Linked DNA regions of Homo sapiens: region 1 is linked to region 2. Evidence: chromatin loops called from intact Hi-C (ENCODE). Cell type or tissue: Calu3. All regions are shown on one strand.

The links. A loop is a pair of places that touch in the nucleus more often than their neighbours do. Peaks named below come from ENCODE experiments on the same cell type or tissue, not always from the same donor. Only the 100,000 strongest peaks of a DNase experiment are listed, where the experiment ranks them.
Region 1: a loop joins it to region 2, with 4 times the contacts of the local background. A loop is called at or near these places in 6 of 110 quality-filtered maps.

The regions. Positions count from the first base shown.
Region 1 is chr6:23,545,929-23,549,928 of GRCh38, forward strand. The region is part of intron 3 of LOC105374976 (a long non-coding RNA gene); the gene reads right to left. Among named protein-coding and RNA genes, the nearest start is that of NRSN1, 580 kb to the right of the region's middle. In Calu3, no CTCF peak of the experiment used is centred here; a DNase peak (open chromatin) is centred at 2,163.
Region 2 is chr6:23,649,036-23,653,035 of GRCh38, forward strand. No RefSeq gene overlaps it. Among named protein-coding and RNA genes, the nearest start is that of NRSN1, 480 kb to the right of the region's middle. In Calu3, no CTCF peak of the experiment used is centred here; a DNase peak (open chromatin) is centred at 1,836.

The sequences.
Region 1 (4,000 bases), 100 kb before region 2:
CCAAGATAAGATAGTGGCAGTCAGTACTGTCCTCAGGTCCAGCTGGTAGCCCCAGCTCTTCACATCTTACCCTGAGTAAAAACACTGTCCTTGTAACAACTGATAGGACCATATGTGATTTGACTTATGCACATCTCTGAGCTGACTGTGCTCCAGGCACACTTGCCTCCATGCCTTTTTCTGAACACTTCAAGCCAGCTCCTGTCTCTGGAGTGTTCTTCCTTCAGGTATCTGTGTGATTTACAGCTATAGTTTCTTGATGTCTCAACCCAGATATGACTGTACAATAGAAAACTTCGTTGACCAACTTTTGTAAGAAAGCACTCCCTTCATCCTCTATTTCCTGCTTTGCTCTTCCCACAGAACTTATCATCTCATGTAATATTTGGTTGTTAGCCATCTTCCTCCAAGAGACTGACTGATCCATGAGAGTAATGCTCAAAATATATTCATTGAATGAATAAACATAGGAATACAACATTTTGGAAAGAAGAGGATAGGTCTACTTATGATTAAGTCAAAATACATATGAGCATTCCATATTTTTTCATGGATCTCAGGAGAGAACCAACTGGATGCAGATTTAGAAGACATTAAAATAGGTGACAGTGAAGCCATAAATTTGAATACAGAATACATGGTGGGTCATTGATTAAACCATTAGCCCAAAATTTGTAGAACTTGCAATTAATCCTAAAAGTATGATTCTCATTATGGACACAGCTACAGCTAATGAATGTGTTCATTAAGAGCATAGAGGCTACAAAACCTTAAAGGATGGAGCTGCTTTGGGGGTCATTCAGATCAAACCTCACAAAATGCTTGTATTTTTAAATTTCTAGTCGCAGTAAGAGAATGCAATAGAAATTCAAAATTCTCGAGATTTTTAAACAAGTTCTCTCATCTTGCTCCACCTTCCAAACAATAAAAGAGAGAGAGATGTTTATTTTATTTAATTATTTTTTTGAGATGGAGTCTGGCTCTGTCAGCCAGGGTGGAGTGCAATGGTGCAATCTTGGCTCAGTGCAACCTTCTGCCTCCCGGGTTTAAGCGATTTTCCTGCCTCAGCCTTCTGAGTAGCTGAGATTACAGGTGTGTGCCTCCACTCCCGGGTAATTTTTTTATTTTTAGTAGAGATGGGGTTTTGCCATGTTGGACAGGTTGGTTTCAAACTCCTGGCCTCAAGTGATCCACCCACTTCAGTCTCCCAAAGTGATGGGATTATAGGCATGAGCCACTACACTCAGCACTTTTTTTTTTTTTTTTTTAAGAAGAATTGGTGGACCTTATACCTAGGAGATTTTAATCTGTGCAATTGTGACGGAATGCTGAATAGATCTTTTCTTGTAACGATTTGCTTTTCTCTTGATTTCTGAATTAGTGAATAAGATTCAAATATTAACACAAAGAGGTGATGATTACTCCCACATTCTAAAGAGAGTCAACACTGAAAGACACAGATAGTGGCCTTGGATTTAAACACAGGCAGTCAAAATTATTCCATTTTCCCAAGTATTTCCCCCATTAATCTAACAAAATGTACAAAAAAGATGAAGATTTGAGGGTATATATGGGAATGGTGGCTTATTGGCTTAGAGAAAGAGTTTCATGGCTTTTCTCTCCTTTCTTGTTCAGTAGTATGAGGATCTGTTTTTGCCTTCTCTTTACAGTCAAATAAGAAGGGTTAAAAGAAAGACCAGCATCTCATTACTGATTGACCATTTACTTAGGAAGAGAATTCTGAAATGCCTTCTGCTCTTTTTAGTGGAGGATGGGATGCGGGTGATGTCCCAGCAGAGAAAAGAAGCCACACCTACTAGTTTTGGGTAGTGAGGCTGAGAGATTTCATGTGTGTTAAGTAAACATAGAAGAAAGAAGCCAGCCTTGAGCAGCCTAGTCAAGACTGGCTACTTTTTTCTATGTTTACTTAACACACCTGGACAAAGAGGGAGTCCCAGAAATATGGGAATTCCTTCTATGTTTACTTAATAAAACCTGGACAAAGAGGGAATCCTAGAAATATGTGACTCTACAATATCTGGCCAGAAAAGTTGGCTGAGGGTATACTGCTGAATGTCAAGCATGGAAAATTTTCCTACTGGCCCATAACTAAAGCAGTCCACAAGGTGGCCTAAGACTGCTCACAGGCCCCAGGAGATGGTCAGGCTCTGAATATCTGTGACACAGGTCTCAGAACATAACCAGAGTCTGAATTCCTATGACATAGGCCCTCCAGTGTGCCCAGAGGCTGCATACCTGTGTTTTGACCGCTTAAAGAAGACCATGGCAGCACTTGTTAATAAAAAGATAATCTGATGTTTTTGTTTATCTTTTTCCTACAACATAAAGAGTAAGGAACACAGAAAAGAGAAAGAAGGGGAGTTATAGAAGAGGCCACACCTCTCCCTACTGCTGATTTTCAGCTGAAACTTGGCTAGCGAAAGTGGGAAGAGTGAGCATTATTTAGATAAGAGGAAGTCAAGCAGAGAGAAACAGCTCCTTTTTTAACTACAGAAAGAGACAGAAAAGCTATGGTACTTGGGTGAGATGTGTTAGAGGCAGTAGGGTAGATTTCCTCAAGCACAGTTGAAAGGAATAATGGGGGAAAAAACATTTTAATTTTATATCCAATTATACAGGTTTTTCAACTATTGCTTTATTGTTTTTTGTTGGTTTGCTCTCTCTATACATATACACACACATATGTATATATACATGTGTATATGTATGTGTGTGTGGGTGTGTGTGTGTGCATGTGTGTATCAGAAGCTCTTCATTCAGTATGAAAATTATCCATGCGAATTTCATGCAGTACCGATCTCCTGGTAAGAAATTCTTGTAGCTTTCTAATGAAAGTGTCTTTTGTTTTGCCTTCATTCTGGAGAGATATTCTCACCTTAAAGACAGTGTTTCACTAGCTTCAGGACTCCACTCTTTTCATGCGAAATCAGAGATCATTTGATCTTCCGCCTTTGTAATGATTTGCTTTTCTCCTTATTTCTTTAGGACTTTCTCTCTATTTTGGTGTGGTTTCCTTTGCATTTATCCTGTTTGGGCTTTGCTGAATTTTGAATATTTACATTTATATCTTTTAACATACCTAGACAAAAAACACCAATACACTTTCCAGTCAAACATTGCCTGATGTTCAGACTTAAATATGTGTTCTTTGGAGAACCCTTGAAAATATCTGTGAGTGTTGGTCCAATACAAGCTATCATGTTTTAAAAATAAGAAATTCAATCAAGAGGGCAGGATAAATATAAGGTCGCTGATACTACTTGATATTCAACCCTTTTCCAACCCAAGGTTTATGGCAAAATAGTTTGCAGGGAAATGCCTTTATTGTTAAGAATGTATATAATATTCTGTCATGTACATGACCTTTTTTCTCAAAAAATGAATAACCACTGTTGAAAGGTAAATATATGCCTTAGACAATAAAAAAGTAACCTAGTTTGCTCTGCTCTGAAATTTACATCTATAGCAATTTGGGAAAGGGCTTAATTAGAATCATAAAATTTTAATGGGAAGGGAAGTTGAGTATCACTCTATTCAATTTGAGAGATGAGAAAACTTTGACCAAAGTCACATTAAGCATTAATTATTCCATTCCATAAACATTGGCTGAGCTTCAGTTATCTGCCAGATACATGTTGTATATATGCTAGATCTTGAGTACACCTAAAGGGTGAAAAATGAATTCACAAGCTAATACACAGAGACAGGCTAATAATTTAGATGTGTAGGTATCTAGTTCAGTGCTTGCTTCAGAATGAAAATAACTAAGCCAAACGAATGGGTCCACTATTATAGTCTGGAGAACAATAAAATTTATTTATTTTTTTCAATTATAAGGAAAAGGGAAATAAAAACTCAAATCCCTCTATGGAATGCAATCCAGTAGAACCTGATTTACTTTTATCATCTCAGTTAAACATTAGTATCACCTTTTGAGAGCACTACAGAAAAAAAGGCAACCAGTGGCTTTTAGTGACTA
Region 2 (4,000 bases):
GTTACTGACTCCCCACTATGAGTATAGCATTGAACTAATCATGAAAAAGTGGAAACAGAGATAAACATATAAGTTGAATACACTAATGCATTCTAGCATAAGCACATAAAAGCATTCTTATTTGTACCCTAAGTGAATAACAGTTTAGATTAAAAATTGATGAAGTTGTGTTAGGACCAAGAGGTTGTAATAATAGCTTTGTTCATTCAAAGTAGTCTTCATGAAGAATACGAGGCTGGGTGTTTTTCAAAACAGGTATGTATGAAGAAGGAATAATTTTCTAGATCATAACAAATATTAACACATTTTGAAGGGTGCATTGTTTATTGCTTAAAAATTCCGTTACTAGTTATTTGCCACAATAATTGGGGATGTAGCAATGAAGATTTCCATTGCAATGCTAATTAGAATAGCTAAATAATTTTGACATTCAAAGATATCAAACTACAGGGGACTGCCCCAGCATCTCTTGAAGTTGCATAATTGGCACGGTGGCTGCACCCTCTTCTAAGATATGTAGATAGTGCCCCAAGATGAGGGGTGTAAAAGCCTGGATGCTGTGGAAGCCGTCCTGACTGTTGAGAAGAACCAGAAGCTGGTCCTTCTGTATCTGCTTGCCCTGGGTTCTGCCCGCACAGACTCTATCTTGGTGACTTCCTAGAGAGCCATTTCCTAGACGAGGAGGGAAAAAGAACTCAGCAAGAAGACCGGTGACCACCTGTCCACCCTTCACAGGCTGGACTGGGCCAGTCTGTCTTCCAAAACCTCCCCGTGAAGCAGCACTGGAAGGCTCTGGAGCCCGTGTCGTTTGAGAAGCTTCTCTGCATCGCCTGGTACCAGGGCTTCTGGTACCTCCATCCACTAGGCAGCTGTTTAAGTACCTCCAGGGTATTTAAAAAGCTCCAGGCCCTGTGTCTCAAGCTGTGAACCAGTTGGAGACAATAAAGCCTTTTGCAGCAAAACCAATAAATAAAGATATAACCACATAAAATGCCAGCCAGATATTATTTGTTACTAACATATTCATAACATACTTTTAGAGAAAAATAATTTGTTTACAAAATAAACTGTACCGTGTGTGTGTGTGTGAGAGACAGTGAGAGAGTGAGAGAGAGAGAGAGACAACTTAATATATTCCCAAATTGTGGGGTTTTTCAGTTTTTCGTATTTTTTGGTTTTACATTTTTTACAATAAGCATATTGCTTCCACAGTTGGAAATAAGTTGTTCTAGTTTTTATTAAAATAAACAAGAGAGTACAGGATGAGCTGTGAACAACTTTAGATTTGGGAGGGATGCTATATCAAGGGCTTATCAAAAGGCCATCTTACTCTCCTCTCTTTTAACGAAGGCCTCTCAGTAATGCCTTCTCGATTTATTTTCCCTTTTCTCCTCTCCAAAGCATTCTTCAACTTGTTTATGGCCAGGTATTTTGTTTCCTATTGATTACTTGCTTTTTAGTACACCATGCAATGGTGTGCCCCCAGGATGGATATCTAACAGAATCAAGGCTGCTTCAGACTAGTGACATCTTTGTCGAAGGTAACGCAGCTTGACCCTGTGGAAAAAGCAGCTGCTTTGGGTAAGGAGAGCCGTGAGGAGTGAACACTTAAGGGCTTGGAGAGAAGAAAAACAAGCATAAAGGTAACAACCACAATTTTTAGAGAAGGAAGATAAAGGAAATCTGATTTAAAGCTATCTCCTCAGTCAGCTCAGCCTAATGGGTCCTGGCATTCTGGGTGGCACTCTCATGCATCCACGAGGGGACTGGGGTTCAAGGAGCAATCAGATTTAAGACAATTGGCATTCAGCCTCCGCGAGGAGCAGGGACAGAGGGCTCTTTGTTGAATCAGGCAGCCAGAGAGTACCTTGTGCTGAGCAAGATCTGGATTAAGGGCGTGCATGCTCGCTTGTCACAAATGTTTTATTGTGTGTCTGGGCAAGTCATTCTCACTTGTTAAGGAACAGCCAGGGTTTTGTTCTGTATGGGCCTAAAATAAACCAGAAAAATCAGAGGGCCTTAGGGTGGGAGGGAGCAGGAGGAGTAAGAGTTCAGGTTTATGGTCTATTTCTGTTTGGTTAGCTCTTTGGCTTTTTGAATAAAAAACTTCCCAGGGATTTTAAGGTTTAAAGTCTTCATTATCTCTAATTTTAAAGGGTCATTTATGCTGATAATTCTTAAATCTCAACTGGAATAAGAAATTCACTCGTTATCTCAATATAAATGTCATCTTGGTAAAGTGCATTACATAAAATCAAAGTGTCTTAACTCTGACACACCAGATCAGCTGAGTTAAGACAATGGCAACCAGTGAAGCGGCCTATTTTGAGTGTAGTTTTCCTTCATATTTTTTTATCTATGTCTCCTTTCGAAAAATATAAAAGTCTCACAGACACAGTTATTTGAAATACCACTAACGCAATGAAAAACAAATCAAACACTGGGAATGTTTGCTTTTATTTTTTCCCAAACTACACATTCTCGTTTCCCCATTCTGACATTTCCCCAAATCTACCACCTCCTCCCAGGACTGTGTGATCCCTATTGATAACCAGTAATTGTTTTCATGTAATCAGAAAATCTGATCTCTAATCTCAAGCACTGTTTTAACTTAGCTGCCTCCTGTGCTTGCATAAGTTACTTATTCTCTCCAGATCTCAATTTTTCCATCTATCAACTGTGGATGCTATAACCTGTCTTTTTATCTAACAGGGTTGCTGAGATTCAAGAATGACAACAAATTTTAAGACACTTTGTGAAATAGAGAACAATAGGAGTTATGATGTAAGGCCTTCAACTTTGTCATTGAAGTATAGCTAACACACAAAGTCCACATCCTACCCCAAGAAGGAACAGTAGAGCTTACTCACAGTGTCCTTTACCTCTGGGCATCTCAAAAGGACAATTGAAAAAACTGTAAATGTGCTCATTGCTTTTGAGAGAGTCACAAAGTTTAGGGCATGGCTTAAGCCCAAGAAAATTAAGCAGCCTGTGGAAGAGGATAGAGATGATTGCACTGGATGTAGCTAAAGATGGCAAAGTGTTTGCCAATGAACAGATGTAGACCTTGAAGGAGAAGAAGACAAGGTGGGCTGCTCTTGCTTCCTGTATACTAGGATCACAGAGAGGGATGGTGTGCCGGAGGTCCAGACGTATGTGCTAAGTTGCTAACAGCTGCTGAAAGAACCAAAATAACCACTGGAATAGAAATGCAGCCTCCCAAGGCAAGACTCTCCTTGACATGCACAGTCCCCAGCAATGACTGTCAGCAACAGCAAATGACAGCATCCCAAGACGTAAGAGATGAGTTTTAGCCATCTACAAGACCTAGAGAAAAGAAAACCAGATGGCCAAGTAAGATTGCCCTATTCCCTTTCCCAGTCCTCTCTTCTCACACTTAACATTGGTGGATCTGTAATGTGTGCTTGCTAAAGCTGGAGGAGGTGAGGAGGTGAGGAGGTGACTGAGAAGCAGGCAGAAACCTATCCCAGGGCCTTTTCCCAGGCCAGGCAAACACCAACCTAAAGTTAGTCGAGAGTAAGAAATCCTTTTCAATAAAAACTAAAGCATTTATTAATATTTTGGCCTGGACACATTCTACTTACTGAAGCACACTGTATTTAGTGACTTAAAGTGATTATGGATCTTTCTAGGTAAGAGTAGTCACGTGGTTTACCCACATTTCCATCCTGAGACAGAAGATAATTATGCACCTGCCCATTTCACCTTGAATAATTTTAAAGGGATGAGAAAATAAAATTGTTTCTAATTATCCTTATTCAAGGTAATGGTTATACATATACATACTGGCTACAATGCTAACTTCTGGCATATTCACTACTGATGGCATTTTAAAAATAAATTGTGAACCTCAGGAAACAACCTGGGTGAGATACGAAGCTCTCAAATTTTTAAATAAGCAGCCACTGGGCACTTATATTTTACAAATAATCCTATTAAATATTATCAGGAGACAAGAAAAGAGAAGACAAATCCTCTG